Linked DNA regions of Homo sapiens: region 1 is linked to region 2. A link is a loop called in an ENCODE intact Hi-C map of the cell type or tissue named here. Cell type or tissue: Calu3. All regions are shown on one strand.

Region 1 (2,500 bases), 84 kb before region 2:
GGTTCTCAGCAGTGACTTGAGCCAGGGGACCAAGGCTCTTTTGTCAATCTTGACTAATTTGCCTCAACATTTTCCCAGGCAATTGTTAATCAGCTTTCTCATTGTAACCTTTGCCTTCTGATTGAAGAAATTTCTCCAATCTGGGGCAAATACCAAAAACTAGTTTGGGGATTTTTAATTTTGAAGGACCAGCAAGTTCTCCCTTTGGTCTACCCAACCTTCAATAGTGTTGTATTAAAACCTTTGTGGTGTATATATATATTTCAATACCTTTTGGGGTACAAGTGGTTTTTGGTCTCTAAGAAGCTCCAAACTTTCCCTCATTTTCCTTTCTTCTTCTAAGCCATCCGAAGTCTTTCAACCTGCCACCCAATTCCAAAGTTTCTTTCATATTTTCAGGTATTTTTATAGCAGTGCCCCACTCCTTGGTACCAATTTTCTGTACTAGGCTGTTCTTACATTTCTATAAACATCAAAGTCTGGGTAATTTATAAAGCAAAGGTGTTTAATTGGCTCATGGTTCTGTAGGCTTTATAGGAAGCATCGTGCTGGCATCTGTTCAGCTTCTAGGGAGGCCTCAGGAAGCTTGCAATCATGGCAGAAGCTGAAGAGGGAGCAAATGTCACGCACAGTGATAGCAGGAGCCATGGGGGGGGGGGGAGGTGCCACACCCTTTTTAAACAACCAGATCTTGTGAAAACTCACCATTGTGAGGACAGCACCAAGGGGATGGCATTAAACTACTCATCAGGTATTCGTTCTCATGATCCAATCACCTCCCACCAGACCCACCTCCAACATGGGAGATTACAATTCAACATGAAGCTTAGAGGAAACAACATCCAAACTACATCAACATCTTACTTTATACACCCTGTATGTAGAATTTTTTTTCTCTTATATCTACTAGTTTTAATCACATATATTAACTACTATTCTCTTAGTAACCCTCATTTCTGTTGAAAAACCTAGGATTACTTAATGCTGGGAACAAGCCCTAAGCCTGTCATAAATAGGCCTTAAAGAAACTGGCCATAAACAGGATTTCTGCAGCAACGCGACATGCTCGTGATGGCTGTGATGCACATGGCTAGAAGTTGTTGGTTTACTGGAGCAGGGCAAGGAACGCCTGGCCACCTAAAGTGGGAAACTGCTCAAACCACAAACAATAGCAGGAGCAGGCTGTGCCTTAACATGTTTTTGCTGCTGATAATCAGCCAGAACCTGTTTCTCTACTCCTTGCTAAGAATGCTTTGTTTCCCGTAAGGAATGCTTTTAGCTAATCTATAACCTATAGAAACAATGCTTATCACTGGCTTGCTGTCAATAAATATGTGGGTCAAACTCTGTTTGTGGCTCTCAGTTCTGAAGGCCGTCAGCCCCGATCCCACTTTGTACTCTATTTCTGTGTCTTTGTCTTCAATTCTTTAGCACCGCTGGGTTGGGGTCTCCATGACTGAGGTGGTCTTGGTAACTTAATTTAACCTACTGTTGTGGCTTCTTCTCTCCAGTAGTTCAGCAAGTGGGAGGGAGCAGCACCCAGTGGATTTTTTGCTTCCATAGTTTGGTGAACAGGAGGGAGTGTTACAGCTCTTTTACTTGCACCATCTGCAGCTCAGTGAGCCAGCCAGGTGTGTCACAGCTCTTTTGCTCCTGTAATTCAGTGAGCAGGAGGGAGTGGCACCCTATGGCTTCTTCTCACCTGTTGTTTTGCAAGCAGGAGGGAGGGTTATAGCTCTTTTTCACTCCTGCTCCCTGCAGCTTAGCAAGTTCTGGGTTCCAAGAAGAATAAGGTATGCAAACACTGGAGAGCGAGTAAGGCAGAGAAGAATTTTATTGAGCTACAGAAGGAAAGGTCTCAGCTGTGAGACGTGACCAAGAAAGCAGGTAGCTGTTTATGAGGCTGAGTCTGTGGTTTTTATGGGCTTAGAATGGGGGAATGCATGCTGATTGGTCCACAGGTGGGCTTGGAGAGAGCACCATTTGATTGGTTAAAAGGCATCATCCAGAAGGAACCAATTGAGAGAAAGTGGATAAGATGGGGACAGAAGTTTTCACTCCAGTCGTGGACTCTATCCAGAACTAGCTGCTCAGTCCTCAGGTTGAAGGTCGAGCCTTACCAGCAACCCGTCCCTGTCTGCCTAGGAATTTGTCTGTCTCCTGTTGCTATCAATAACATGACTTTAAAAATTAAATTACTGAAGAGAATTTAGAGACTAGTTTTATTTAACAAAGATCATTGAAGTCACATGAATTAATGGCATTTGAACTAGCTTCTATTTTCCTGAGAAAATATTTCATTGAAGCACTTACTTTTCTTTAAGCCAATTGATTAGAGCTCTTTCATATAACTCGGTAGTGAACTATATCTAAATGATACTAGAAACATATACACATGGCCAGGCATGGTGGCTCATGCCTGTAACCCCAGCACTTTGGGAGCCTGAGGGAGGGAAATCACCTGAGATCAGGAGTTCAAGACCACCTTGACCAACGTGGA
Region 2 (2,500 bases):
TCTTTTACCATTAATTTTTTTTAATGTGGTCAGCTTTATCAATCTTCCTTACCTTGTCTGGATATTGAGTCATATAAAGATTTTCCACATTCACAGCTTATAGAGGAATTCACTCACATTTTCTTTAAGTATTTTTGTCGTTTTATTTTTGCATTAATATCTTGTCCATGTTGAAAATATCTTGATAAATTGTGACAATAGTAAATATGATTTTATCTTTTTTCCATGTAGTTATCTGGTTATCTCCAATACTGGAATATTATAAAGTCCAGCTCATTCTCACTGATTTAATATGCCCCTATACCAATTCAAAAATAATATTTAATAGAAAATAACAAGCTGATTCTGAAGTTCACATGGAAGACCAAGTGTATAGACTAGATCCCCCTCCAAAATATTTTTGCTGAAAATAACAATAAAAGGGCACTTACCCTACCAAATATCAAAATATAATGAGAAACTGCAGCAATTAGAACAGCATAGTACTGACATTGGACTAGAATTAAAGATCAAAGAACCATTAAAAAAAAAGAAAGAAAACAGAGCCCTGTATAGTTAAAAATGAAGTTTATGGTGATATGGTTTGGCTGTGACCCCACCTAAATCTCATCTTGAATTCCCATGTGTTGTGGGAGAGACCTGGTGAAAGGTAATTGAATCATGGGGGCAGGTCTCTCCCATGCTGTTCTTGTGATAGAGAGTGAGTCTCACGAGATCTGACAGTATTATAAGGGGGAGCTTCCCCGCACAAGCTCTCTCTTTGCCTGTTGCCATCCACATAAGATATGACTTACTCCTCCTTGCCTTCTGCCATGATTGTGAGGCCTCCCCAGCCACGTGGAACTGGAAGTCCAATAAACCTTTCTTTTGTTAATTGCCCAGTCTCAGATATGTCTTTATCAGCAGCATGAAAATGGACTAATCCATATGGTAAAAGTGGTTTTAAATCTTTGGGGAAAGAATGGATACTACTTATTAAATTTTATCAAGACAACTAGCTGTCCTTTTATGAAGAGAATTTATTTCTGGTTTGTTTGTGTACATATGGAATGTTATAGTAAGAGAAAATTTTGGGCCTTCCCTTTTGATCCATGGATTTAATAGCTTAATACCTCATGTATTGAGACTCTTTTTGGAGTGTTGCCAGAAAAAATTAGAAGGATCTTAGGCTTAAAAGCATAAACAAATTTATTATGATGATATGTGATGATATGAGAGTAAATATATGAGAGTAAACATATGAGTATGATTGACTGACAGGGATGAAGTAGAGAAGTGAGCTGGACACTTCTGGTAATAATCACTTACACCTAGATAAGCTTTTGTGAAAGGAAGTGCTTAACTTAGCAATAACCTGCTCTCCAGCTGTGCCAAGTACTTAACAGTGTGCTGGGAATTCCAGGATGCAAATATTGTCCTATAACTGGAAGAAGCAGCTGCTTACCGTTAGGGGGCCCTCTGTCTGTCTGTCTGAGAATATACCAGATGGGTCTAATCGTGCACTGCCTTCTGGCTTCCCCATCCCTACTCCCAGCTCTCTGGGCCAAGGGGTAGCAGAAGGCAGCAATTAAATAAACTTGGGTGTTTTTTTGTTTTGTTTTGCTCTTGATATAAATTTATGTTCATTGTCATTAGGTCTAACCCAATGTAAACAGGAAGAAGATACATTGTAATGAAACTGCATAAACGGAAAGATACAGAGAAAACCTTAAAAGAAGTGACTGGAAGGAGAGGAGGAAAAGAGATGGTAGCTAGAGGAAGATTTAGGAAAAAGAGAGGGTTTTTTGGTTTTGTTTGTTTTGTTTCTGAAAGTAAAAGTGATTTGAGGCAACTTATGCTGAGGAGGAGGGAACTACTTTTTTTTTTTTAAAGTTTAATACAGAGGAGAAAATTCTGTCCATCATGATGACCAATGGTAAGCTTCAGTTACATTTAAGCTACTAGTCCTAGACCTCTCCTTCAAGATCTATATTTTCAACTGCCTATGGGACTTTAGCCTTATCTGTAATGTCTGAATTTCTTAAAAGGAGAATCCATTAGTGTATTTAATGAGTAATTGGAAATTAATTTAAACCCAATGTAGGAAAGAAGAAAGTTATAAATGATGAGATCAGAGCCTAGATGACATAAGGAATAGTCTTGAATAGAGAGGAGTGAGTAGGGAAATGAGAGTAAAGACACAAGAAAATGCATGTACAAAATGCAGCAAAATGTAGCGTCCTCCTCTGTGAAGTAGTATGCACATTCTCCCACCCTCTGGGCATCCATGTAAATGACCTTTTCTAACGTTGAGGGTTGGTAGTGCTTCTGAGGTTTTAGTGAAAGGAAGTGTGGCCAGGTCTCATGCTCCACCTATTGGTAAATTAAATTTGTTTAGCCATTTCTGGCTGTGTGTAGCCATTTCTAGGAAGCTATCATGCCACAATCTGTGAATTAGAGCACCTCTTCTAATCTGAACCTAGAAAAGCTTTTGCAGGGTAGCTTGCCATTATGACCTGGC

What was found. Hi-C counts contacts between places; a loop is a spot of excess contacts. Peaks named below come from ENCODE experiments on the same cell type or tissue, not always from the same donor. Only the 100,000 strongest peaks of a DNase experiment are listed, where the experiment ranks them.
Region 1: a loop joins it to region 2, with 2.9 times the contacts of the local background. A loop is called at or near these places in 2 of 110 quality-filtered maps.

The regions. Positions count from the first base shown.
Region 1 is chr15:62,208,687-62,211,186 of GRCh38, reverse strand. No RefSeq gene overlaps it. Among named protein-coding and RNA genes, the nearest start is that of C2CD4B, 45 kb to the right of the region's middle. In Calu3, no CTCF peak of the experiment used is centred here; DNase peaks (open chromatin) are centred at 1,146 and 1,626.
Region 2 is chr15:62,124,904-62,127,403 of GRCh38, reverse strand. No RefSeq gene overlaps it. Among named protein-coding and RNA genes, the nearest start is that of C2CD4B, 39 kb to the left of the region's middle. In Calu3, a CTCF peak has its summit at 1,455; a DNase peak (open chromatin) is centred at 1,453.